Linked DNA regions of Homo sapiens: regions 1, 2, 3, 4, 5 and 7 are each linked to region 6. Evidence: chromatin loops called from intact Hi-C (ENCODE). Cell type or tissue: B cell. All regions are shown on one strand.

What was found. Hi-C counts contacts between places; a loop is a spot of excess contacts. Peaks named below come from ENCODE experiments on the same cell type or tissue, not always from the same donor. Only the 100,000 strongest peaks of a DNase experiment are listed, where the experiment ranks them.
Region 1: a loop joins it to region 6, with 15 times the contacts of the local background. A loop is called at or near these places in 5 of 110 quality-filtered maps.
Region 2: it touches region 6 in a loop (6-fold over the local background); 20 of 110 quality-filtered maps call a loop at or near these places.
Region 3: it touches region 6 in a loop (18-fold over the local background); 4 of 110 quality-filtered maps call a loop at or near these places.
Region 4: a loop joins it to region 6, with 5 times the contacts of the local background. A loop is called at or near these places in 10 of 110 quality-filtered maps.
Region 5: a loop joins it to region 6, with 10 times the contacts of the local background. A loop is called at or near these places in 51 of 110 quality-filtered maps.
Region 7: it touches region 6 in a loop (5-fold over the local background); 6 of 110 quality-filtered maps call a loop at or near these places.

The regions. Positions count from the first base shown.
Region 1 is chr3:19,212,164-19,216,163 of GRCh38, reverse strand. The region is part of intron 1 of KCNH8 (potassium voltage-gated channel subfamily H member 8); the gene reads right to left. Among named protein-coding and RNA genes, the nearest start is that of KCNH8, 66 kb to the right of the region's middle. In B cell, CTCF peaks have their summits at 2,186 and 2,388 (motif pointing left); a DNase peak (open chromatin) is centred at 2,393.
Region 2 is chr3:19,062,887-19,066,886 of GRCh38, reverse strand. All of the region lies in intron 1 of LOC107986066 (a long non-coding RNA gene), which reads right to left. Among named protein-coding and RNA genes, the nearest start is that of KCNH8, 84 kb to the left of the region's middle. In B cell, a CTCF peak has its summit at 1,650; a DNase peak (open chromatin) is centred at 1,646.
Region 3 is chr3:19,144,425-19,148,424 of GRCh38, reverse strand. No RefSeq gene overlaps it. Among named protein-coding and RNA genes, the nearest start is that of KCNH8, 2.1 kb to the left of the region's middle. RefSeq lists enhancers at 473-1,066, 1,067-1,660 and a silencer at 1,354-1,525. In B cell, CTCF peaks have their summits at 1,457 and 1,660; DNase peaks (open chromatin) are centred at 384 and 1,234; H3K4me3 peaks cover 2,135 bases; H3K27ac peaks cover 2,059 bases; H3K27me3 peaks cover 504 bases.
Region 4 is chr3:19,864,511-19,868,510 of GRCh38, reverse strand. No RefSeq gene overlaps it. Among named protein-coding and RNA genes, the nearest start is that of EFHB, 68 kb to the left of the region's middle. RefSeq lists an enhancer at 2,791-3,990. In B cell, CTCF peaks have their summits at 1,354 and 1,560 (motif pointing right); a DNase peak (open chromatin) is centred at 1,580.
Region 5 is chr3:19,347,553-19,351,552 of GRCh38, reverse strand. It overlaps KCNH8 (potassium voltage-gated channel subfamily H member 8), which reads right to left. Exons shown (of 16, transcript NM_144633.3): 5 at 3,588-3,828. Among named protein-coding and RNA genes, the nearest start is that of MIR4791, 35 kb to the right of the region's middle. RefSeq lists a silencer at 2,494-2,543. In B cell, a CTCF peak has its summit at 2,407 (motif pointing left); DNase peaks (open chromatin) are centred at 2,462 and 3,672; H3K4me3 peaks cover 2,091 bases; H3K27ac peaks cover 1,575 bases.
Region 6 is chr3:19,541,699-19,545,698 of GRCh38, reverse strand. No RefSeq gene overlaps it. Among named protein-coding and RNA genes, the nearest start is that of MIR4791, 230 kb to the right of the region's middle. RefSeq lists an enhancer at 2,794-2,883. In B cell, CTCF peaks have their summits at 2,068 and 2,273 (motif pointing right); a DNase peak (open chromatin) is centred at 2,338; H3K4me3 peaks cover 1,511 bases; H3K27ac peaks cover 2,372 bases.
Region 7 is chr3:19,044,821-19,048,820 of GRCh38, reverse strand. All of the region lies in intron 1 of LOC107986066 (a long non-coding RNA gene), which reads right to left. Among named protein-coding and RNA genes, the nearest start is that of KCNH8, 100 kb to the left of the region's middle. In B cell, CTCF peaks have their summits at 1,995 and 2,194 (motif pointing left); no DNase peak of the experiment used is centred here.

The sequences.
Region 1 (4,000 bases), 330 kb after region 6:
ATAATTCGAGTTGTTTGTGAATGATAGGTACATCCAGCAGGTTCACTTAATAGACAAACTTTGTTAGCAAAACTGCTTATTCAAATTACCAGAGGAACTAGGTTTCTTGAACCCATAAATGGTTCATTGCAAACATGCCCATTATTCTAAATTCCTATTAATTTTTCAATTCCCAGTTGGATCCAGCTGCCTTCAAAGGCACATTTCTATTTGCAGTTGCTGACACTCTGTAGAAATGGCTAATAATTTCATCTAACTGTGGGACACTAAAAATGTGACAGAATTAGCTACAGATGTACTTCATCCAGCCACAAAGAAAACATGGCTATGCCGAAGAGAGTGTAATCACCTTTCTGACGTGGGTAAATTGTCTCTCTGCAGAAAGGAGAGCCTACTAGCAAGAATACCAGTCTTTCATTTATTGGTTTGTTTGTTTTTTGAGAAAGGGAGAGAAAAAGTTGTGGGCTGTCAAGTAATTGGAGTCATATGGGAAATTTGGAGTCATACTCTAGTAAGTAGCATTGAGTAGGCTAAGAAATCCCCAAAGGGATCTGCATGCAATGGTCAAAAACAAACCACAAAATCAAAACATAAGCTGGGATCATGGAAAAGAGACAATTAGATCCAAGACCTGTTGACTTGTCTGCTGAATCTTTCACTGTGTTTTAGAGCATCTGAAAATAGAATCGGTTGAAAGAAGCTGTTCTCACATAGTGTTGGCCCAATTATCTTTCAATCTTTCAATCTCTCATAAATCTAGGTCCTCATGGTTCTCCCAGGTCTCTGAGCAACACTTCAATTGCCTCTACCCCGTTCCCCAATAAGTGCTAGTGTGTGGTGCCAGAAATTATAAATAAACTGTTATGGCCCCCACTCATAGATTATTTACCTAAAAGGCATTCAAGTGTCAAGATATCATCTTAGTTTCTGTACCTTAGTAAATGCCAGTGCACAATTCCCAGGAAATGGAGAACTACTCTACCCCAAATAAACCTGATGGGAGAATAGCAGTGTGATTTAGCTAGACATGCAGACTCACTTCAAGGAACTGGGAAGGTAGAGCTCCAATTAGAATGCTGGCCCACATTCTAGGGAAGAGATACAGGCCCAAGCCAGTAACAGCAGGGTATGTGTAAGCCTCCATGAAACAGATAATGGGCGTGCAGACCTATGGCAACAGTGGGCACAGGCCTTAGATATTGGTGCATCAATAATCACATATTTTAGTCTGATCTAATGGCAGACCTTTCTCCAGGCCAAGGTGGCTCAGCATGGAAGACATACTGGATTAGGGAGAACATGTTGAAGGTGAAAGAGTATCTTAACTATGAGACAATGCTGGTTAGAGAGCACGAGATTTGGAGTTAGAGAGATTTGGTATAATTACTAACTTCACTATCTTCTAGCACTGTGTCCTTGGTACATGTCTAATGTCAGGTTCCCCAGATGCAAAGCCTGAGGCAAAGGCTAGGATATACCCAGTTTATTGAGGGAATACTCTCAGGAAAGACACATAAGAGAATAAGGGAAGCAGGATTGAGAAGGAGAGAGAAAGCTGAGAAAAGACATGGTTTCTGGTAAAGTTTAGCCTTGGCCTGATCCACAGGGGAAGTTAGGAGGCAAAGTGTACCCACAGAATTGTCCTTGCCTTAAGTCAAAGGAGCTGGCTTTTATCGGTTAGTCATTGGATCTAGCCCATAGGTGGGAGAGGAGGAAAAGGTGGCTAACCTCCTGAGCTAGGCAGCACCCACTAATGAAGGGCAATTATCCAAGGAAAGGGACAGCTATGTGTTTTGTGGCCAATGCTCCTAGCAGCTATGGGATGGTCCTATAGCAATCTGGATCCAATCCGGATAAAGATGTCACATGGTAAATTAAACAGACAACATTTAATATAGAGAATTATTAACTCTGATAAAAGTGTAACTATATATTATCCTAGGGCTTAGGGAAAAAATCCAAGGAAGGGCAAACTTAGAGAAAGTGCAGTTCAGCTCCCAACGTCGTAGAGAATTACATAGGTATGGCCAGGCCAGAGGTGGTCTGGAGTTGCTGGGCCAGCAATAGGCCATCACCCTCTAGAGTGCTGAGTGCCAGCCCAGAGCAGATGATCAGCAACTAATCCCACGGGCAGGCGGGGGTGGTAGAAGCCCAGGTGCTGTCAGCAATAGGAGCACTTCAGTGGGTGCTAGCCATGCCTACCTCTGGTTTCTGTGTCAAGAAGGCTGAGGAGAGACTATGGCCATGCTGAAGCTGCAGGCTTGCAGAGGGACTGTGTTTTGACCTTGATACTGGAGTAGACTTCACTAGATGTCCTCCTACCCACATGGCCAATACCAGGACCATTCTGAAAAAGCCTGCAAAGCCTTTTCCTCCTCTATTGTCCCTCTAGCACCCTCTACTGAGAACGATTAACATTATGCTCTCTTTAAAGGGGAAGTACTTAAAGGAATTCCGTTATCACTGAGCATATGCTGAAGACTGCATTCTGAGCTGAGATGCAATAAACAGATGACTGAAATAGTACCCCAGGCCAGTAAAGACATATCAAGATGACTACTGGTTTTTGGCCCAAGCAACTAGAAAAAATAAAGTCTCAATTCAAGAGCTGAAGAAAACTGGGGGATTGGGGAAGCATTTTGGTGGGAAAGAGAAATCAAGGCTTTGTTTTTTGATATTAATCAGAAATGCCTACTAGACATCCTAGGGGGGAAATACCCAGTAAGCAGTTATACATGGGCCTCGAGTTCAAAAGAGAAGAGGCTGTTCCAGAGATACAAATTTCAAAGTCCTCAGTTTAGAGATGTATTTAAAGGCTTGAGACTGATGGGATCACAGAATGAGGTGCATATGGATGGAAAAGGGGACAAGTTCAAAAACAGAGTCCTAGAACACTCCTATTAAAAAAGATAGGATTGCAATGTTGTCTTAGGTTTCATAGAGGAAATATCCTCTTTAATTTAAGAGAAATAGATTACTCGTAAAGGCAATGAGTTCCTGTTCCATGTGCACAAGCAGCACTTGTTAACATCAGTAAAGGATGCTGTAGAGATTCCTACATTGGGTGCAAAGAAGGAGTCTATGATCTCCAAGCTCAAAGCCATCAATATAGAAGATAATTAATGAGAAATTGAGAGACTTTTAATTAAAGACCTGCCCTAAACTTGCTCTGTGGCTTTATCAAATCATGAAACTCCCTTAGTCTTCAGTTTTCTCATTGAAAAAATAAAGGAGTTGGATGAGATATTCTTTAAGATTCTCTTCTGAGACCCAAAAGTCTATAATTATTAGGCATCCATTTTTGTGCTACTTAACCCAGATGTTACAAAACCCAGCTACAGAAAAAATACAAAGTGATTTAACTGAAGAATTGCTGATATGCTCAAAATTAATTAATTAGATTCTTGGAGTCTGACAAAGGCAAATCCTTTCCAGGTAGTTCCTGAATTATCTTTGCCAGAGCTCCTGTTCCCACTTCCACTCTGAGGTGGTGCAGCTGTACTTCTGTACTTCTGTGATAAGCTAAGGCAAAAGAAGAAAATTTAGCTCAATTCAAACAGTATGAGCCCCAACCACGAGACAAGTACAGTGCTAGATGCCTTGAGACATGTGAACAGGCCTTTTCAGGATTTATAAACTAGTCAGTAAATGGCCAAGTAAATTCTAATGAAGATAAGAATAAATTACTACCCAGAAATACATAGTGCTGGCTGTGTGAAGGCCAAAGAGGACATCAACCATCTGTTGGAAAGTGGGGCTCACACAGATAAAGCTGGTATTCACGTTGGGGCTTGAAGATCAAGAGAGTTGCCAGGTATGTTGAAGAATAGAAGTTTTGGAGTCAAGTGGGTCTGGGTTTCAAACCCAGCTCTATTAGCTGTTAGCTGTGAGACCTTTGGTGAGAATATTCACTCTTAAAATCAAGGTAATACTTTTCTCTTAATGTAGTTGTGATGAAAGATGTAATAATTATATTTAAGATGCTTAATAAATATGTGAA
Region 2 (4,000 bases), 480 kb after region 6:
GAATTCACCATGTCCTTGAATCAAGACTCTCAACATCTTTGTATTTCAGTTTCCCACTGAAAGATTGTTCTGAGTGTTGAATGTTATATCATACATGATAGCATACAGCAAGGAGCTGGAAATGTTGTGAATCTTCAAATGTTACTTCAATCTATCTTTAATGCTTTTCTGTAGTTTCAATTTATCTACTAGGTAATAGGCAAAGAGTTCCTTGCCTTTATGACGTGTATCTTTATTTTGGCTCTTACACAGTAACTGACACACAAGTACTCATTATATTTTTGCTGAAAGAAGAGAAGGAAAGAAGAAAGCAGAAGTAACCATGAAATGACCAACAATTATACAATCAGAAACTGGTTTAAAGGCCAGCAGAACAAGTTGAAACTCTGTTGTTACGTGGATTAAAGATTTGTTATGTCTCTTTAAAGTAGAGTTTGATGATGGTATTTCAGAATCAGTTGTCTTTATTCAACATTATACAAAACACTCATCTAAATTTTGCCCAGAAAAATGCAGTTGTACAGAAAGCTTTATGTCATTATCACCAAGAAAATAATCATAATGCAGGATTATCCTACTGAGCCTAAGTCATGTCATAATTATTGTTTTGTTAATAAATAGTTGCAGCAAGATAACTGAGAACAGCAGCAGCCATCTGACCTGGGATATCTCATTAAAACTATAGGAGCCCAATGGAAAATGAAACATAAACATTAATTTTAGTCTCTAATAGAGAAGTTGGTTGCAGCCCAATCATTTGAATAATTTTTACTATTCAACAAATCTATCTCTCACAAGCACATTATTGTATATATGTGGTAGTTGGTTCAAAAGCCAACCCACCAAAGCCTGTTTAATGGCTAGTACACCTGAAGAAGTCTTTGTGCTTACAGGGCAGTGTGATCAGGTTTTCCTCATGGGATGCTAGAACTGTGTCTATCTTTCTAGAGTCTGTGAGATAGGAAATTCCTTTCTTGCTTCTAACCACTTCAATTCCCATTCAGCAGACAGGAGGACATGCTAACTGGAAGATTCGGGTATGCAACATTTGCTCTTGAACTGAATTTAACAGGGGTAAAGATTAGAGGAATCATTTCTGGGATGAGGAAAAAGACAAGAGATGTTCAGTGATCCTAATGGACTGTATATAATAATATTGAGACTATTAGCCTTTTATTCATTCCTCAACTTTCTTATGTATTGGAGGGAAAAAATACACACACGATGTCTAGCATATATTTTGTCTATAGTCATATAGTTATACATATAGTCATAAATTAAGCATAAAACTTAACAGCTATAAGGAATCTGTTACTTTAGTGTATAATTGCAAATGAACTATTTATTGGTGTTTTTCTGATGAGCTCCCTAAAAAGCTTTTTACAATAATTCCAACTCTACAAGAAGCAGAGAGTGACCTTTCCTAACCATGCAGGGAAAAACTCTCTGAGTCAACTCCTGTTGACACTACTGAGCTATTGAGCAGAAAACAATTCTCTCACCTCCACAAGTCTTGGACTCCAACCCTGAAATCAAAATGTAGACCCATTATTGGCCCTGCATTCACATCTATCTTTTTAAATGTTCTAATTTGAAAAAAGAATTGTTCTCACTTTAGTTTTCAGCCTGTGTTCTGTGGTTGGGGGCTCATGTGACAAGGCTACCATCTAGTGTGTTATAGACTTCATTACATCTTGAAACTAGAAAAAAAAATTATAACAGAATTGCACCACTACGATTAGCTAGTGAGGTTTTTCTGGTGATTTTAAGATGCAGGCCAGTCAAAACTCACTAACAGAATTACTATTTTCCATCACATTTTACATACTATAATTAAAAAATATCTCAAACTGTAGCCCTCACATTTGGAGTACTTTGCAGAATCAGAGAAAAATATGTATGCACATCGTTAGAGTCTGATTTGTGAAAGAAATCAGGACTGCTGAAATTAGATTGTATGTACAAAGATTAGAATCAGCAAAAATTTTCTTGCTTCACTGACAATTTTCAAACAAATTTAAACAGTCTATATAAATAACGTTGGTGTCCTGAACTCCGTTATGACTTGACAAGGTATTGGTGAACTCACACCAAAGACTTTTATAAAAAGAGGTTTAGCAAAGAGGCAGTATAAAATGGCGGCAAAGAGCATGGGTATTTAAAGCCAGACTGTCTGGGTTTAAATGCTGGCTTCCCTACTTAATAGCTGCGTAGACTGTGAGAGTGTTACCTAATGCCTGCATGCTTCAGTTTCACCATGTGTAGATGGGACTAGTATAGCAGTTAGTCACAGGGATGCTGTGAAAATTAAGAGAGTTATGATATACAAAGAAATCTACTTTGCTTCTTTTAAAAAAATAAATATTGTTCCCTTTATTGAATAACCAAGGATAGCCCGAATTTGGGTTTTAGAGACTGCATCACTTTATTTAAAGTCATACAGTTGGTAGTTAATAAAGAAGGAAGCCTAAAATCTACTTTTATGTTTATTTTTCTCCTTAGACATCAGCCAAAGAAGCGGCCTTGTTTTCTGCGCTGAAAAATTGCATTTCAAGGATCAATGCGAGGAAATAGCCAAAAAAAGAGGGGAGGGAGAGGAATCTGGAAGCATGAATGTTATCAGAATTTTTCAAAAAGTAGGAGAAAAGCCAACTGGTTTGCAATGAAAAGCGTCTGCTCATAGAGTTTAGCTCACTCGCTCTCCACCCTTTATTGAATTACATTCAATGAATCAAAATGAAGTGAAATGTCATATCTCAACTGCCTGAGTAATTGAAAAAAAATATGAAACAGAAGCCCATTTTGTCGTATAATGAAATCATAGAATTTACAGAAAAGACATGCAGAAACACAAAAAAGTAACAAAGTTAGTTAGTGCTGAAGGCTAACTCCAGAGGCGCTTCTCAGTACTCAAAACAGACTTCAGCAGACAAAATAAAGGTCACTAAAATGACATTTTTATTGATAACTAGCTCTTTTAGTAAGCATTGATCAGGCCAATTAATTACAACATATATAATTGGGAGAAATTACTCCAGCTTTGCAAATACCATTTACTCACACATCTCCTTACCTATGTTCTTCTCAGCATGCATAGGCACAGATATTTACTTGGGGCAAGAAGGGAGGCCCAGTAAGGGTAAATTGCTCTTGTATCTTGGAGAATTGAGCCAGGACTAAATGTAAGAAACCCAGAAATGTCCTAGAAAAACAATTCCTAAGGGCGCAAATATTTTTTAATATCAGCAGAAAAAAGCTCCTATGAACACCAGAGAGCAGAAATGTTGAAGAGCTTGACAATCAAGGTGATCACTTCTCCACTCTTGCTCTTGTGGGAGCTAATTCCTCAAAAGCCATCTAGATAACTACCTGGGCAACCATTAGTTATAGCAGACACCTTTGGTGTCTTATGCCACAATCCCACAGCGCAAGAGTATTTCAGCAGCAGGTGTGGTGGACAACACTTATTCAGGCTGACAGTTTCCCACCTGGATTCTCCAATGTTATTACTCAACAGTTTCTCAAAAACCAAGGGAGCTTACTCATAACATGTGGGAGAATTAATCTTCCCAGGGGAGATCATTATACAATGGGAGATTGGAGTCACTAGAAAAATGTCTCAACCACCCACCTTTTCATCAGGTAATTTTGAAGTGCATTCTGCAAGGTTTCTCAAAAGTCCTTAGTGGGATTGCACCCCAGTTGGCTACTGCAATAACCAGTTCAAATAACAGACACTTTTAAAAGCTTCCCTTTCTCTTTCCTTCCTGCTTTCTGGAATTACCTCTCCAAAAAAATCTACCTGCCTCTGAGTGCTTGTTTCAAGCTGTGCTTGTAAAGACTCCAATATTATAGTCTGGATAATTTTTGGCTCCCTGCTTTGAGTTATTCTTCATTGGTCAGATGAAACATTCAAGGATCACTATTAACTTACCTGGCTTACCTATAATGAATCTTTGGCTGTCTGACATCTCTTGGAGGGAAATAAATGCAAACGTCC
Region 3 (4,000 bases), 400 kb after region 6:
CCCCCCCACCGTCCCTCCGCGGGCAACAGTGCCCGCCAGGCGCCGCCGCGCGGTGCCTCGCCCCCCACGTCGCCCGCCCGGAAAGAGCCCGCAGTGGCCCGGGGCGCCGCGCCCTGACCGACGTCTCTGGGGTCTGGGAGGGCGGCGCTGAGAGCTGGGAGAGGCGCTGAGCCTCCCGGTCTCCACGGGACGCCGGGAAAGGAGAGCGAGCGCAACTCCCACGCCCCGGGAGCCAGTGAACAAAGACCCCTTTGTTCCCTCTCCGTCCCACTCCCGGGGAGACTGGAGTCCCGTGGGTGTGGTATTGGAGAAAGGGAGGAGACAGGTCGGGGCAGGTATCCGGCCTCAACCTAGAACTTAGGAGGGGGAGGCCCCCCAGTGGTGTCCAAGGGAGCAGAGGCAGCCAGGAGCCCCACGGGGAGGCGGCCCCCTTCCGGAGCACTTGCCATTGCGAGCCCACGCGACAGGGGCAGGGCAGCCCGAGTTAGTTGTGAGGCCCATCCCCAGTCACCAGGGTCTTTTAGTCCGGGAAACTGGCCCCGAGCTCCAAAAAGGGGTGCTTCAGCCCTTCTCCCCAAATTGCCATTGGCCTCCCCAAGCCATCCCAAACTTTAAAAAAATAGCCTTTTGAACGGACAATGGATGGTTTCCCATTCTCCGGTAAAATGTGAATAAAGCATTTCTAGAAAAGTTTGCTATTTTTATTAATTTGCAAAATACCACGTAAGTAAAAACAGTAAGGCTGCCTTCCAAAAATAGCTTCAAACACAAATCCCCTAGCCTGCCCCCCTTTCCCCAGCCCCCACTCCCGAAGACTGACACCTCCAAGAAGAAAGCCTGGCGGACGGCCAGGAACTGAAGGCGTCTCAGAAAACGAAAGTGGTCTCTCCCAGTCCTCCCCCCTGGCCCCCCCCGCGGGGACTCCCTCTCGGCCAACGTTCTGCGGGGAAAGTCGCCCAAGCCTGCGGCACAGCCCTGTGGGGAGTGCAAGGGGACACCCAGAGCCCGAACTTTATAGAAAACTCTGCAAGGGAGGTGGAGTGTGGAAGGGAAGTTGAGAGCCCCAGGGTAGAAAAACAAACGTAAGCCCAGGTGCTAGTGCACCCGGAAGGAAAGGAGGGAAAAAGCAAACAGGTGTCAGAGCCGCGGCGAGGCAGCTCTGATCTCCAGGAACTCGGGCGTGGCGGGAGGAGGGAGGGAGGGCCCACCCCCCGCCCCCTTACTAAGGGGGTTTCTTGTTTCAATTATCTCGGCTGTTGGGGCTTCGGGGGGGACCCCGCGGGTTTCGTCACGTCTGCCTTGGGCTCCGGGAGGGAGGGGGAGAAGAGAGAGAAGCGGCATCCCCCTCTCCCCGCCCCCAGGCCCCCTTTCTCGTGATGCACTTCCTGCGGCCGAGGATTCCCTTTGTGTTGAAATTCGAGAAGATCCGGCAGAGGCTCTAGGCTAGCTGGGCGGGGGCGCGCCGGGGAGGGGACAGGATTCCGGAGTGGGCGGCGCGGGGCGGCCATCCCAGAAGAGAAGCTACCAACGTGGGGTTCCTCGCCCAGCTGCACCCTGCTTCTGCCGCAGGTCCGTCCCTGTCCTCCCCTCAATCCTTGTGTCCCACCCCAGCTTCGCTTTTCGGAAACCGAGCTCACGCGGGTGGAGTCCCCCACGCGGCGAGCCGATCGCAACTGCAGGTGGCTATGTGGCTCAGTCTTGGGCGGAGCTGGGGAGAAAAAGATGAGGGAGTCCCTGTTGTTTGGGTGGCGCATCGTGTCCCAGAAAATTCAGGCTGTTGCTGCCGATGTAAAACGGAGATAAACGCCACCCGTGAATTGGCTCGAAGTTCAGGATGAAATGTATTAGTTGTAAGCTATGACTGTGGTTCATAACAATTTGCACTGTAGGGCCGTGTGTGTAAAAATTGTTTCCTCGTGGTCCTGATCTGTTACCTAATATATGAAATCACTGCAAGAAGCAAGCCACATAGTGGCTTAAAAATGACAACCCAAAAGAAAGCCCCAGTTTCATGGCAAAAGGAGCCTGGCATTTATCATTCACTGTCTCCCCTCCAACACCTATTATGTGTCAGGAACTGTGCTAGGCATGGCAAGATCCCTGCCCTAAATTCAAATTCAAGCCCTGTATTCTACTGAACTGCAGTAGATGGACCTAACTATCTCTTATATCCTTTGCCCACCAAGAAGTGTTTCTTAATGAAGACAGCCATCACCACTCTGGTCTTGAGTTCCAGGCCCTTTTTAAGTTCTAGCCCGAAACCTAATGTTCATCCTAAGGGTTTGTGGCATCAGTGAGGCCAAATTGTGCCATTAGAACATGACCTCCATCCAAGTTTAAGTATATTAAATCCCTTTAAACATGTTTTGCCACCTGGAAAGCAAAGACCGTGAAAGAAGCACCATGGGAGTCTGGAGTTTTCACTATCATCTGCCCCAAATCACCAAATCTCATGTGCTTTCCTTAAGGAAATTTTCCCACTGTCCCCACTTATTGACACAAAAAAACCCAACTCATTTTGTTGCAACTCATTTTATTGACACAAAAAACCCCAACTCATTTTATAGTAGATCACACACTACAGGGATGTGATCTTTCTCTACGGACTAAACGAGACAATGCTACAAGAATACAGGATAACCACACAATAGAGTAAACTTAATGCCCTCATTAAAAATATTGATGTTCATGACAACACATGGACACAGGGAGGGGAACATCACACACCCGGGCCTGTTGGGGGCTGGGGAGCTGGGGGAGGGATAGCATTAGGAGAAATACCTAATGTAAATGACGAGTTGATGGATGCAGCAAACAAACATGGCACATGTATACCAATGTAACAAACCTGCACATTGTGCACATGTACCCTAGAACTTAAAAGTATAACAATAATAATAAAAAATTCATGTTCACAGAAAAGATATTTTTCTTTCACTTTAAAATGTAAAGGAAGGCACAAAATCCCTATAACCAGACCAAGGTACTCTATTATGTACTATAGAAGGCCTCTAGGTAAAACCAACCTAGGCAAAGTTCACTGATACAATAAACTGCCCCAAACCCTACTGACTTAAAATGTCAACAATATTGTATTTTGCTTTCAGATCTCCAATTTTTACAGGGATCAATGGGGCAGGTTATTTCTGAGTACACTTAACCTGGAACTGGAATATACACTTCCAAGATGGTTCACTCAAAGTTATGGAAATTTGGTGCTGGCTTTCAGCTGGGAGCTCAGCCAGTGCTAGGGCCTTGGGGCTTCAGTTATTGGTGTAGATCTCTCCAGGAACTACTTGGGCTTCCTCACAGCATGGTGGTTTCCAGAGTGTCTGAAGAGACAGGAAGTAGGAACTGCCAGTTTCTTAAGGCCTGATCTAGAAACGGCCAGATTGAAAGCAAGCACAGAATCCAGGTTAATCAGAAAGGGGGAAAAGTCCAACCTTTAGATGGAACAAGTATCAAATAAAATGGAGCCATGTTTTAAAATCTTCCTATCAATTTGTTAGTATTTTGAGTTTCAAAGGAAGTTGCCTCATAACAGCATTCCTTAATGTGATTAAAAATCCATTTTTACCTATTCTTTATGTCTCCATAAGCATTTGAGATTTATGGGTACAAGATCTGGGTTCAACTCTATAATTCCTTATAGGGAAAATGTAACACACAAGAGAGAAAATACACATTAAATTCACTTAAGAGTTATAAGCCACAGATAAAGCAATTTTTATTCTTATTTTATTTAAGACTGACTCTCATTAGCATTTGATGTTGTCTTTTCAGACTGACTGGAACTGGAAAAAGCTTCAGGGCTCTCTATATTAGTTTGATGGTTTTAGGTCGGCTTCACGTCTGTTTTCTAATTATAGCATTCATCCAATACCATGACACAAAATAGCTGCAAATGCCTTATTGATGCATATGTATTTGACTGTAGGCACTGAAAATATTCTTAAACTTTTTCTGGCAACAAGAATTTTAGCCTTCGCAAGAAGGCAAT
Region 4 (4,000 bases), 320 kb before region 6:
AGAGGGCCGGGTGTGGTGGCTCATGTCTGTAATCCCAGCACTTTGGGAGGCTGAGGCGGGAGGATTGCTGGAGCCCAGGAGTTTGAGACAAGCCTGGCCAACATGGCAAAACCCCATCTGTACTAAAAATACAAAAATTAGCCAGGTGTGGTGATGCTCACCTGTAGTCCCACTTACTGGGGGGGCTGAGGCATGAGAATCGCTTGAACCTGGAAGGCGGAGGTTTGCAGTGAGCCTAGAGTGTGCCACTGCACTCCAGCCTGGGCAACAGAGTAAGACACTGTTTTTTTTTTTTTAAAGAGGGCAGAGAAAAGATGCTTTTTAAACATATGAGATTTTATAGCACAATTCGTGTTGATAGGAATTGTATAGTTGAGGAGAATAAAGGAGTAAGAGGAAATAATTACAGGAGCAAATTCTTGAGTTGGGAAAGGGGTTGGGATACAGTGTAGAAGTGGAGAGGTTTCTTTGGAACAGCTGTCAGTTGTATAAGAGGACAACAGGATGGCAAGTTGTATATATAAAAAAGGGTTATCAGCTGAGAGTAAGAAAGGAGGAGGGTGTGTTGAGGGCTGGACGAAAGGTGAGGAAGGAGAACTGATTTAGAGAGTGAGGCAGTGACTTGACTAGAAAACATAGTAGGACTGCAAGCCCTCTTGAATTTTTTAATTATAAATTTAAAATGAGATTGGTCACTTGGTTTTGTGTTTTTCTTCAGTCAGTTTTTTTCTTATGCAACTACTAGACTTTGGATCTGGAATAAATGGAGATTTATATTTGACTAGGGCTGGAATTTTACCTGCGGAATAAAATGGTGGGAGGGAGGCACAAAGTTGAATTTATGCAAGGAAATAGTTCTAGTGACGTGACATGGAGACTAAGATCTGTCAGGAAGAAGTTCAGAAATGAGATGGTACTGAAAAAATGGCAGGGATAATGAACTGGGCCATTCCTATGGGTCAAAAGTTGTAGAGGAATACTATAAAAAATAAGCTAGAAAAATAAGTGTTGGTGATCAGAGTGGAATGCCTGCAAATGAGATTCTGCAGGTGGTAGAGATGTTGGTAATAAAATTTAGGGTGTGATAATGGGCCTGAGTGACTAAAGTAGGTGGAGAACAGGTTCATTAAAAAAGGGAGTTCAAGAAGTGAGAAGTCTGATGTTAAGTAGATGAATCACCTACAGGGACACTGATACCACCAAGAAAGATGACAGGGAAGGTAGTGGAGAGAGAGTGACCCAGGTTATGTATACCTTTGAAATAATGATGATAGCTATACACACTATTATTTTAGAAAAATGCATATACGTGTATACTTTTGACCATGTGATATTCAGTCACCCTATCTCCCACAGATCTCTAGACCAGATGAATACTCAAGTAGCTTCTAACTTCAAAATTTCAAATTTATCCTCAGGTAGATTTACTACCTGCCTCTGTCTCCCATCCATCCATCCATCCAGCCATCCATCGGTGTGACTAATTGCTTATCTGTGCTTTGGTTAAATACCCTTTTTGGGAGAATATTGTTCTTTGAATGGCGTGGCTAAGAAACGTGATTTCCCATTTTAACGGTAGGGGGCACCCTAGCATTTCCAAACTTAGCGATGAACCTTAGCCAACTGTGTGGAATAGCAGCAGCTGAAAAGAGAATGTTAAGCTGGAGGAAGAAGTCTACCACAACGCTTTGCAAAATCCAGGATGATCTATGCACTTTCTTTTTTAAAATTATTATTTGGTGGCAGAAATTAGGCTGAAAAGGCACATTTTAAATAGTACTAGCAACCTAGAGAGGAGATTTGCTTGGATCATAAAGTGTCATCTGTTAGAGAAAGAAGTAAAACAATGTGAAATACTCAGATGAGATATAAATAAATATTCAAATATATCACCATGTTCTCACCTAAACTATGTTTCCATAGTGTTCAGGATAGTCTCGTTAATAGTAGAATATATTGAACCTATAAAAAGTTTTAAAGACTACTGTTTCCTAGCTCAGGCAAATAAACTTAATACATTTTGTTCACAGCATGGTTAACCAAGGAACTTGTTGGAAATATTATATGGGCCAATAAAGGGTAATTTTATTTTATGTAGTAACCACTTATGAAAGCTCACCATGGCTTGACGTGAAGAGCTGGGCTAGTTAGAGGTTAACACCCCAATCATAAACCAACAATGAGGATAGACTTGAAAGGCATTTCTTCTATTATAAAACATTTACAGTAATAACCTCGCAAAAAATAATGGGATCTATTTAAAGCTCATTTATTTCCCAGCTAAGTGGCAATTTCCCATCACTCAGAATGCTAATACTTCCTCCTGAAACCCTAGGGATAATCCAATTCATGTGTGTTCATTAAAAAAACCTGGTTAAAATAAGCAGGTGATTCTGTTTTAATAATATCTGTCCTGCCAGCAATAAGACAGTCTCAGTTGCAAATAAATATATCAACAAACAGATTTTCTTTAAAGCACATGGGGTCTCATATCATTCCCGAATTAGCCAATTAGCATGATGCTATTGGAAGAGCTAATTAAAAAGTGCATTTAGACTAAGAAATGTTTCCTGAGAGTAATCTGGAGCTTATAGCTCTTATTCCATCTGTAATTACTCTGCCAGATTTTCTACTCTGTAAATAGAGGTGAACACACCTTCACCTGAGCAGAGGGAAAGTCTTTTTCATTCTCTTGGAGTAAATTATATATATTAATACCTTGAAGTGATTAACATACGCTTATCTTTTTAAAAAGGCACTCCCCATGCCTAGTCTCTCAGTTGTTAGGTGGTGGTTAACTAGTAATTTAGACAGACTAAGAATGCTCTTTTGTCCAGAGATCCAGCCTGTAGTTTGCCCTGTTAGAAATATTTTCATGATTAGAATTTTTGGTCAGCGGTAAATTAATCATCTTCTGCAGTAAATATACCTATCTGAATTACTGAGATTTACAGATAGACTAGCACATCCATTAATGAAAAAGAGTAACAAAAACTAAAAAAAGATTTACAGATATAAAAATTTTGCTAGGAGGAAGTGTGAATTGGGGACAATAGGGAATGAATAAATTTATATTTGATATCCTCTAAGTTAGTGTGTTTTAAATTTTAATGTGCATATAAATCACCTGTAGATCTTGTTAAAATGCAGATTCCGATTCAGTATGTCCAGGGTGGAGCCTGAGATTACGCATTTCCAAAGCTTCCAGGTGATATGATGCAGCTGCTCTGGGATCTCACTTTGAGCGAGAAGGCTTTGAGCTTTGTGACATTTATGTGACTAAGCTCACAATTATTCACACTTGTGATGGTTAATAGTGAGTGTCAACTTGATTGGATTGAAGGATACAAAGTATTGATCCTGGGTGTGTCTGTAAAAGTGTTGCCAAAAGAGATTAACATTTGAGTCAGTGGGCTGGGAAAGGCAGATCCACCCTTAATCTGGTCGGCACAATCAAATCAGCTGCCAGCAAATGTAAAGCAGGAGGAAAAATGTGAAAAGGAGAGACGGGCCTAGCCTCCCAGCCTACATCTTTCTCCCATGCTGGATGTTTCCTGAGCTTGAACATCTGACTCCAAGTTCTTCAGTTTTGGGACTTGGACTGGCTCTCCTTGCTCCTCAGCTTGCAGACAGCTTGTTGTGGGACCTTGTGATCATGTAAGCTAATACTTAATAAACTCCTGTCTGTCTATCTATCTATCTATCTATCTATCTATCTATCTATCTATCTATCTATTCTATTAGTTCTGTCCCTCTAAGAGAACCCTGACTAATACAGATATTGGTACCAGTAGAGTGGGGCATTGCTGAAAAGATACCCAAAAATGTGGAAGTGACTTTGGAAGTGGGTAACAGGCAGTTGTTGGAACAGTTTGGAGGGCTCAGGCTCAGAAGAAGATAGGAAAATGTGGGAAACTGTGGAACTTCCTAGAGACTTGTTGAATGGCTTTGCCCAAAATGCTGATAGCAATATGGACAATAAGGTTCAGGCTGAGGTGGT
Region 5 (4,000 bases), 190 kb after region 6:
GTAGAGTTTCTGCCAAGAGATCCGCTGTTAGTCTGATGGGCTTCCCTTTGTGGGTAACCCGACCTTTCTCTCTGGTTGCCTTTAACATTTTTTCCTTCATTTCAACTTTGGTGAATCTGACAATTATGTGTCTTGGAGTTGCTCTTCTTGAGGTGTACGTCTGTGGCATTCTCTGTATTTCCTGAATTTGAATGTTGGCCTGCCTTGCTAGGTTGGGAAAGTTCTCCTGGATAATATCCTGAAGAGCATTTTACAACTTGGTTGCATTCTCCCTGTCACTTTGAGGTACACCAATCAGATGTAGATTTGGTCTTTTCACATAGTCCCATGTTTCTTGGAGGCTTTGTTCATTTCTTTTTAATCTTTTTTCTCTAAATTTCTCTTCTTGCTTCATTTCATTCATCTGATCTTCAGTCACTGATACCCCTTCTTCCACTTGATCGAATTGGCTACTGAAGCTTGTGCATGCGTCATATAGTTCTCATGCCATGGTTTTCAGCTCCATCAGGTCATTTAAGGTCTTCTCTATGCTGTTTATTCTAGTTAGCCATTCATCTAATCTTTTTTCAAGGTTTTTAGCTTCTTTGTGATGGGTTCAAACATCCTCCTTTAGCTTGGAGATGTTTGTTATTACCGATTGTCTGAAGCCGTCTTCTCTCAACTCGTCAAAGTCATTCTCCATCCAGCTTTGTTCCGTTGCTGGCAAGGAGGTGCGTTCCTTTGGAGGAGAAGAGGTGCTCTGATTTTTAGAATTTTCAGCTTTTCTGCTCTGGTTTCTCCCCATCTTTGTGTTTTTATCTACCTTTGGTCTCTGATGATGGTGACGTACAGATGGGGTTTTGGTGTGGATGTCCTTTCTGTTTGTTAGTTTTCCTTCTAACAGTCAGGACCCTCAGCTGCAGGTCTGTTGGAGTTTGCTGGAGGTCCACTCTAGACCCTGTTTGCCTAGGTATCACCAGCGGAGGCTGCAGAACAGCAAATATTGCAGAACAGCAAATGTTGCTGCCTGATCCTTCCTCTGGAAGCTTCGTCTCAGAGGGGCACCCAGCTGCATGAGGTGTCAGTTGGCCCCTACTGGGAAGTATCTCCCAGTTAGGCTACTCAGGGGTCAGGGACCCACTTGAGGAGGCAGTCTTTCCGTTCTCAGATCTCAAACTCCATGCTGGGAGAACCGCTCCTCTCTTCAAAGCTGTCAGACAGGGAAGTTTAAGTCTGCAGTAATTTAATAAATATTAAATGGTATGAACACTACCTTCACATTGTAAAGATACAATATTACAGGCAATATTACAGGCAACTATTTTGTCCCCAGTATTTTAACTTATTTCTCAATGATCACTTTTAGGCCACCTTTTTGAAATATTTTATAGAATAAAGGTTTAGGGAAACAGAGAAATATTAATTTAAGCCATTTTTCTAAATATGCTATAATAAATTGTAGATATGCTTAAACTCATTTAAAAGAAAGAGCAGGCAGATAACAGCAGGAAAGAATAGGAAAGTTTTTACTGCTTATAAAAATAAGTTGGTCAACAAGAGATTTCAGGCAGGAGTCACACTAGAACTGCTTGCAGACCAAAATTTCAAATCCTAAATCTTTGCAGAAAGTAAACACCAAAAAAATTGGAATGGGTTTTCATTCCTTTGCATGTAGCTAGTAAGGGATGGGTATTGCCTACTGGGAGAACCATCTTGCTGCTGAAGCACAGTCGAAATGACAGTAATAAAAAACACAGAAGAATTTAGGGGTTGCTATCAGGGGAGCAAATGAGTCTCCATTGGTTTAGTAGAGAAAAGCAGCCTTAAAACAAATAAACAAAAACTTTTAAAATATCTCCGTCAAAGGTATGAGTTTTTATGGGAGTAAGTCAGTCATCATCTGCTAATGAACATGTGGTAACAGAAGTGGCTTCTAAGGCCAAAGAATGTCAAATATCTAAGAACCAGGAAGAATGGAAAGGAAAGTTCAAGATATAACTTGACCTAATAACAAAGTTGTAAATAACAATAAGATGATGAAGTATTTGTTAAGCAGATACTTACATCTATTATTTCACAAAACCCTATGAAATCACTACTACAAAAAACGAAGGCTTAGCCATGTTGAGTGACTGCCCAAGTTCTTGAGAACTTTGACCAGGGCATGGGGAGTGTTTTTATGATGCTAATTTATGTGTGCATCATGGGTGGGTGGGAGGAGACTTCAAATGTTGGCAAAGTAAAAGGATACAAAACCACAGACACACCCAATCTGTCTACCATTTTCATTTTAAATTCTTGTTCAAACTGGAATGTTATTTTCCATTTAACCATTATTTAATAGATCCCTTTATGGTTACATCTTTCTAATAAAGGATAGCTATATTTTAAAATAAAAAAATTAAAAATAAAATTGCCGTCTGCCTAACTAGACAACATTGCCATCTAGTGGCCTAAACACACTATAGCTACCACTTCTGGGGTGACAGCAGAGGTCCTATCAAGGCTCTGAAGGGTGTGCCCAGTAGACACAATGTTAATAACGATGCCAAGCCATACCAAGAGCACACAAACTCATCCAAAGCAAACGTGCTGACATTCAACCAGAAAACGCACTCTAGCCTCAAAGATTTAACAGCTTCACTGAGAAAAAACCAAAAAAACACACAAAAAAACAACTACTACCACCATTGAACCAAGGTTTTGATGTGCCTCACTTAATTATTTATTTTTCTTTGAAATTTTAAGATCCATTTCTCACTCCTTTGTTCACCTACCTGCTTGAAAATGTTTCCAAACATCCTCTCATCTTTACAGTAAGAATATAGCCCTCTATCACCATGACCAAGGAAAGAAGCAGGTATCAGCTGCTAATGACAGTCAATAACTCAACAGGGAGTCAATCTGTGACTTACAGACCCGGAATCTGTCCTAGAATGAGCAAGCCAGAGCTAGGCTTTGGTCTAAACAAGATGAAGATTTAAGGGACAGGAAAATAGGAAAAGGCTTACAAGATTGGCACAGACGCAGCTTCAACTGAGGTACACAATATTCTAGTGATAAATTATCTTAACAAACATCCTTTGGGGCCTTTTCTTTAATTAAAATCAGATACTCACTGCTTCTCCAGATTTACTGCAAGGCTTATGTAACCCTTTGTTTCTGCAACCAGGTCATTTATTGAAACCATCAACATGCTGAAAGGGCACGGAAGGGCATGGAGAAAGAACACGTCAAGGAGTGGACCACTGTCACAACACCACTGGTGGGTTTTTGTCAAACCCATCTCTGACCCTACCAGTTTAAGATCATGAAGGATGTGAGAGTACAAACAAAACAGCTGTTAAATCTTTTTTAGCCCATTCTGGATGAAATAAGTATAGAAACACAGGAGATCAGTTTAGATCTGTTTGAATAAAGGGACAGGAAAAGTTGGAAGAGGCAATTTTCAGAAATCCAAATACAGTATGTGCTTCTCCAAAATTTGCAACAGAGGCTGAATCAAGCCCATGCAAATGGATCTTAGTTCAAATTCATGTCAGAAAAATCTGGAACACACTTCACTTCTCATATGCAAATATCGTAGGAAAGCAGCTGTTTGTTCTTACCTATAATAAAAAGAATCTCCACTGCAATGTCACTGACGGTTGTGCTCCGAGTTGTGGACAGGTCGTCATTGCCAATAAAGCAAACGTTGTAAGGTACAGTCACAGCAACATAAAACGTTGCCAACAAAATAAGCCAGTCCCAGCCAGCTTTAAAAGTGCTAAAATGCAGAAGTATGAATTTGGACTTTTTTGCATCAGAAACTTTATACTCCGGAAATGCTGGTTTATCTACAAAAACATTCTGTGGATGAAGACAAAAAGGAGAGAAAGGAGAAACACAACATTAGAAACAAGGATTACATAGCTTGAAACACACACTTTTGTGAGTAGGATCATTCACTACACAAAGCAGTATCTTACAAGTGACTTTTAAAAGTTGGTGACGCAAAGCATCTAAACATCTAAAACTGAGC
Region 6 (4,000 bases):
TCACTTTTGTGACCAGATAGTCACCTTCTCTGCTCGTATGGACGATGAGTTTTAATTTTGGTTACATCTGAGTAGAGTCCAAGTCATACATGAAAGTTTTTCTTAGACTTGCCTCTCTCCTTTCCCCAATGATTGGAGCATCTCAAGCCAGAAAACATTTCAGAAATCACCTGGCCGAATGTAATTCATCCCATTCATTACCTCCACAATGAACTTGACCAATGTTTATCTAGCCATCTTTGACCATTTTGTTACAGTTCCCTTTAAAATGCCAATTACTTTGACATGTACACAACTCTCAAAACAGAAATTGTGTTTCTATCCATGCTTACCTCTTGTCTTTTTGTTTCTGTGCCTGTCTCTTATGCTGTACTATTACATCCCTTTGATAGCCTTTAAAACTTCACGAAATAAAGAGAAGGGAGAACAAAGGATGTTCTGACCTATCGGCAGACCTGACGACAGATTGGTTTTCTATTTCTAAGAGTTATAAGTGACTATGAACATCATTGGTAACTGAAAGGAAACAATAAATTAATAGCCAGAAGCACATTGATGGGTCAAGAGATTAATTCATTTAGAGGAAAGGTTAATTGGATAGGTATGTGATAAAGACCTCTCAAGGAGATATTTTAATTGACATATCACTAGTGAGGAGAATAAGAAAGAAGAGTGTGATAAATTAGAGGATTTCAATTCAATTTTTTTTTTGTAATTCCCCAAACAATTTTTTTTATTATTATACTTTAAGTTCTAGGGTACATGTGCCCAATGCGCAGGTTTGTTACATAGGTATACATGTGCCATGTTCGTTTGCTGCACCCGTTAACTCGTCATTTACATTAGGTATTTCTCCTAATGCTATCCCTCCCCCAGCCCCCAACTCCCAGACAGGCCCCAGTGTGTGATGTTCCCCGCCCCGTGTCCATGTATTCTCGTTGTTCATCTCCCACCTATGAGAGAGAACATGTGGTGTTTGGTTTTCTGTCCTTGTGATAGTTTGCTTAGAATGGGGGTTTCCAGCTTCATAATGTTTTTTTTTTTTTTTTTTTTTTTTTTTTGCACTGATCTGACTCTGTGCTAACTAGGGTGAAAGAAAAAGATGCGGTTTCCTGAAGAGTTTTGAGGGAGAGAAGCAAGGACAGTCTAACTGCCCAGTAATAGCTTTTTCATTTTGTACATAGACCATTTTCCTCACTTTTTCCATTGTCTATCAAAATTTTCTGTAAAAGAAATAAAAATATGCTAGAGCCTTTGTATTCTGTGGATTAAAATAAATATATTGCACTTATCAGTAACTGTAGAAGAAAGACTTGATCCCCATTAAAGGAATTTTAGGCCATGAAAAATGTGTATGGACATGGGAGTCAATTTATGACATTTTTACAGAGAAGAAAACCTTGTTTAAAAGACCATATGCTAAAGATAGCTTTAAAAATATAATAAATCAACCATGTTAGTGAAAAACATAGTTTTATTATAAATAGTAATTCTGATGATGTTTTTGCATACAAGCACTCATTTTAAAAATACTATTAGGTTAGTGCAAAAGTAATTGAGTTTTTTTTTTACATTAAAAGTAATGTCTTTTAAAACTGCAATTACTTTCACACCAAGTATATCAAGAATGCTATGGTTTGGATATGGCTTGAGTTTGTCCCCCCTAAAACTGATGTTGAAATTGTTGGTTCCCAGTGTGGAGGCATTGGAGGTGGGGCTTAGTGGGAAGTGTTTGGGTCACAGTGGTGGATCCCTCATAAATGGTTTGGTGAGTTCTCACTCAGGCAAGATGAGATTCGGATTCGTTCTCATGGGAATGCCTTAGTTCCTGCAGAGTGGGTTGTTATAAAGCCAGGATGTGCCGGCCCTCAGGTTATGAATCTTTGCTTCTCTGCTTCCCCTCTGACCTTCTCCCATGTTATGAGGCAGCAGGAAAACCTCCACCAGAAACTGAGAGAATGCCACTGCCATGCTTCTTGTATTTTCCCACTTGCAAAATCACAAGATAGACTTATTTTCTTTACAAATTACCCAGCTTCAGATATTCTGTCACAGAAACACTAAACAGATTAACACAGAGAACTTTACTGTTTAAAAAGTAATTTTAATACGTTATTCCATTTACTTCATATCGAATGATCTTATGTAAATAGTATTTCCTTGTGTCAGTGGTCAGAATCTACCCTTCATTGCTCTGCTTGTGATACTACTGCTTGTGATACTGAACTGGATCTTGTAAATATTTCCTCTTTGTCAGTAGAGGGTGCTGGAGAGACACTGCAGAGGAAAGGGCTTTTTTCGTGGGTTCTGTGTCCTGCTTCTTTGATTGGCTCCTGTGGTACAGAGTGACCAGTGGTGTGTTGAACACCAGAGCCATTTCTCACACCAACCTTGGTCCACTTGAACCTCTGGGTGGATTTGCTGTTTGCCCAGCATGCATTTCCCTCTGGCCTCAGTCCAGTGACAATGGACCACTTCTTATCCAGGCAACCCAGCAAACCTCTTATTGGGCTATGTCTACCCCTTTTTCAGAAAGTCTGTATCCTAGCCTTGGAAACTTTCCAAATTTATTCCTTCCTTGGGTACCCTTTCTCCACCACAGGATGTTCTTTCATCTTTTCTTAGAAACCTATGTTCCATAATAATAATTATTTATTTTAAGCACTTCCTGTTCAAGTTACTGTGTGGTTTCTGTCTTTTGACTGGACCTGATACATACATACCTCATGTAGCAGATGCTTTTTGTGCTCTTCTCATACACACTCACGGTTCCAGGCTCTGCCTAAGACATTTTACTGCAAATTCCTGGGACTCTCTGCTAATGTTTTGTCTTTATATTTGCATAAGGACAGGCCAGATGTATGGTTAACATCTCTGGGTGCAGCCTTTAGCCATTGGGACAGATGGGACTTGGAGGATGAATAATCCAGCTTCTTCTTTGTTAGGTTGTGCAACTCATAAGTCATGTTCTGTAATGTCGTCTGGAGCTCCTTAGAGTGATTGAACCTCAGTTGCTCACAATGGTTACCTGCTCAATAATACATCACTTTCTAGCTTCCTTTTTTCAGTCTCATCTTGCCATTCCCTAATCAGTGTTTCCTGAATTTGTCCTCCAAATAAACTATTTCACCAAAATTTTTATATCAGGATATGCTTCTAGGAGAAGTCATATGGAAATATTCCAGTCTCAGAGAAAAGGGAATGAAGAGTCTGAGAATTTGTTTTGTTCAAAGCCAGATAGTTAAGCAGTGAAGTAAAGAACTCAGTTTATCTCAGCCCAAGTCTCACTCTTTATATTTACTTCAGAAAGTGTCTTTATAAAGACAGTGTTAACTACGTGTTAGATAAATGCAGACCTATTATTGTAGTCTAAATACATAAACCCTAGAGTATAGGTGTTGTACATATAACTCTGTAAAGTATTGCCCCATCAGCCACCTAGGCAGCAGCATTAAGATATAGAAACAGTTTCTAATAACAGAAAACTTTCTTTTTTCATTATTTCATATACGATATTTTATTGTCAGTAGGTACCACCTCTCCACAGTCAGATAGTAGATTATCAGTTGTTTTTTATAAATGTGGTTAAAACAGCACAGTGCTGCTCTTATGGCTTATATATGGAGCTGGTTTTGTGTTGCAGTATAAAGCTCTGATTTCTGAACACAACAACCATGTTTAAGCAAAATGAGGAAAAACATTAGGTAGTTTTTCCATGGGACACATTGTCTGTAGTCTTGAGGGAGGAACTTCTGTCTCAGCTCATGGTTCACAAGACCTACAATTGTGATCTGCTCTTGTAACCAACAATTATTCTTTTCCCAAGCTCAGACTCATGAAACTGAGATATGCCAATGATATCTGAGGAATAAAATCCTTCACAATGATATCTCTAAGCTAAACTAGAAATGATAGAATAGACGGCATTTTGGGGAGCCTATTCTAATCAGAAAGTGATATGTCCATCAACTAGTATGGTTTTAAAACATAGAGGAGTATT
Region 7 (4,000 bases), 500 kb after region 6:
AGGTTTGTGGAAAAGGAAGTTTGATAAAATTTTATGTGTGCTCAAGTTGGCTAAGATTTGAAAGGAAATTATTTGTAAGTTTTTAAAATGTAGTTTTAATGTCAAAAGTATACTAATGCAAAATTAGATTTTAGTTTAATCGCTCTTTTTTTTTTTTGATATGGAGTCTTGGACTGTCACCCAGGCTGGAGTGCAGTGGCACGATCTCGGCTCATTGCAAGCTCCACGTCCCGAGTTCACCCCATTCTCCTGCCTCAGCCTCCCCGGTAGCTGGGACCACAGGCGCCCGCCACCACTCCCGGTTAATTTTTTATTTTTTTATTTTTTAGTAGAGACGGGGTTTCACCGTGTTAGCCAGGATGGTCTCGATCTCCTGACCTCGTGATCTGCCCACCTCGGCCTCCCAAAGTACTGGGATTACAGGCGTGAGCCATTGTGCCCGGCCTAGTTTAATCTCTTAAAACAACAAGTTTTGTTTGTTTTTGTTTGTGTTTGTTTGCTTTTAGTATTGGTCTGCGCTTAATAATAAATTGTGAAAGGTTTTTCTTTAGCTTTTTAGTAATTGGACTGGGAAACAAAGAATCTGTGTTTTATCCAGATGATTTCCTGTAGTTCACGTTGGCTTTATTAGGCTTTCGATTACTTAAGAAAACTGAGTCCTCTTTAATAAAAGCTAAGGCTTTTCCTAGAAGTATGTGGTTTTCTGTATTTGCCATTGAAATCATTTAATAATCTCTACAGTTAAATGAATATATACTGTTTCACAGTGATCTGTGATTCTATTTTAACGAAGTGTTTCCAATCTTTTAACATTTTTGACAACTTCCCAAAATCAAATTGTAAACTAAGATCTTTTGATCTCAAACTAACTTCGGGAGTTTTCAGATGGACCCCTGGAATATCTCAAAAGAATTAAAAAAATTTTTTTTTATTGTTTAAATTTTTGTGTGTACAAAATAGATGTATATACTTATGTCATACATGAGATATTTTGATACAGGAATTTAATGTGAAATAAGTACATTATGGAGAATGAGTTATCTATCCTCTCAGCATTTCTTGTTTGAGTTGCAAACAACCCAAGTACATTCTTTAGGTTATTTCAAAATATACAATTAAGTTATTTTTTGACTATAGTCACCCTATTCGGCTATCATAATAAGTCTTATTCATTCTTTCACTCTTTTTTGTACCCATTAACCATCCCCACCTCTCCCAAGAATTTTTGTCTTATAAAAGGAAATGTGTTAAACTAATTGTCTTATATGATATGTTAAATTGCATGGGAAGTATGGTCAAATAATGTGATGCTGAACCTTTTTCAAACCATGCTATGGAAATGTTATTAATATGTGTTCCAGAAATTGTGCAAAACTCCTATAAATCTGATGGTCCTACAATAATGCTGTCAGTCATAATTCTAGTTAGTATCCTACAATATTGTATATCACAGAAAAAATGTAATTTCCCTGAAAATTGCTTTATAATAATTTCTCATCAGATATTTTGCATGGCCACTTTAAGTATTGTCTTCTACTACAGTTAATAATTTTACTCTGGTACTTTCTTGAGCACTATTGAAGCAACTATAAATGTAAAGTGTCTTTAAGGAAATTCATGGGACAGACTTTGATAAGTATACATTTCTGATAACTTTAAGATCATACTATTAAACTGGATGATAATTGCCATAACTCTAATGAAGAAGCCGATTGGTTCATGAAACTGCTAACCTAACATCAAGAAGGACAAGAATTAATTGAGTACCAAATAAACACTTTGGCAGATTTTCATGCTAAACCAGCTAGTACTGAAACTGTTAAAATATGCAATTTGAATAAACTCCACAGGATTGATCCAAGTCAAATTACCTAAGATAACCTATTTAATAAACAGTGCTGTGCACCAGAATTAGAGAATGAAAATTGATATTTAGAAGAAAGTATATTCAAAATTGACTGTGGACTCATAGAGGGCCCTGATGGTTGCCTGTTCTTTCCTGAGTCTTTAAAGTTTCTATTATTAGGAGCTCTGCACCCTGCGACTATGATGGAGTAGTCAAAATGATACAAAAAATATTGGTATAGAAACTAAGAATTTCTAAAATGGTCTATAACCACTGATTGGATTGAAAACTCTTAATCCTAGTAAAATAATAAAAACCTCAAGTGTTACATTTCTGCCACCTACTGGATTATTTGAACACTTAAAGATGGATTTCATTCAATTTCCACCCTCCATGGATTATCAAAATGTTCTTGTAATTATCTGTATGTTATTTGGTTCAATAGAAGATTTGCTATATAGGAAGGCTGGTGTTATACCAGTAACTAAAATATCATGAGTAAATATGTTTTCTTTATAGGATATTCTCAGATAAGTCTCTGATGATAGAGGCACTCACTTTACTATACATATTATAAAACAGTTACATAAAGTATTACAATCACAATGGCATTAACATTGTCCCTATCATCTTCAATCTTCTGGGAACATTGAAAGGACAAATGTTATTTTAGACACTAAAATTGGCAGAAAACCAAAAGAAAACATAATTCAACAGTTTGTAGTCAAGTCTGTAACCCTAATTCTCTAATTATTAGTAGTTTCCAGCCATGCAATAGTTCAGTAGTAGAGCTTTAAATAAATACTACTAGTGCTTTCTTACTGATGACCCCTAATGCGAAAGGTATCCCACAAGAAGTTGTCTTTTGTGCTTCTCCAGGATATATTTTCATCTGTGGAGGATTTATTGATCAGTCACATATATGAGCAATCCATGTCTCAACAAGTGGGAAACAAGAACTCAATGCATGTAATGGATTATAATGGTACCACCGTCACTTTATAATGAATTTGAAACTGAACATTGGTCTATACCTTCTAATTTGTATTCTAACATAAGAAGAAATTTGCCAGAAGGCATAAATATCTCTGTGATGGTTAATACTGAGTATCACCTTGATTGGATTGAAGGATACAAAGTATTAATCCTGGGTGTGTCTGTGAGGGTGTTGCCAAAGGAAACATTTGAGTCAGTGGGCTGGGGAAGGCAGACCCACCCTTAATCTGGTGGGCATAATCAAATCAGCTGCCAGCGAATATAAAGCAGGAAGAAAAACGTGAAAGGCGAGACTGGCCTAGTCTTCCAGCCTACCTACATCTTTCTCCTGTGGTGGATGAGTCCTGCCCTAGAAAATCAGACTCCAGGTTCTTCAGTTTTGAGACTCTAGTGACTCTTCCCTCTAGAGAACCCTGACTAATACAATCTCTAAATGGGCAGCTTTGATAGAATGTTTCTTCTTTGGCATGGCATAAATATAAATGAGGTTATGATTAAATATCTATCCAAACACTAGCTACTATTGTTGACTCTACTGCAAAGGCATCTCTATTATGGCTGATATTCTTACTTCCTCCCAGCCCCTACCAATCCAGCAATATTTCCAGCCTTTTCTATTAAGGTCCCTTAACTCCCTGTAGTCTTCCCTTTTGGACAAAATTTAAGATTACCCCGGCCAAGTGCAGTGGCTCACACCTGTAATCCCAGCACTTTGGGAGACCGAGGTAGGTGGATCACAAGGTCAGGAGATCGAGACCTTCCTGGCCAACATGGTGAAAACCTGTCTCTACTAAAATACAAAAAAATTAGCCAGGCATGGTGGCTTGTGCCTGTAGTCCCAGCTACTTGGGAGGCTGAGGCAGAGGAATAGCTTGAACCCAGGAGGCAGAGGTTGCAGTGAGCCTAGATTGTGCTACTGTACTCCAGCCTGGTGACAGAGCAAGACTCCATCTAAAAAAAAAAAAAAAAGAGATTGCCCCAACACTGTGTCCCTTGCACACAGGCCATGCACGATCTCCAGGTGAGAAACACTCTTTCATCTTTTTCCCTGACAAATTCCAACTATGCAGGTTAATTCCACCATACTAGAAACTTAACATTTTTCCCTGCCATTGATCAGCTAGTCAACCAGTCTCTCTTGTTCTTTGGATTTCTTAA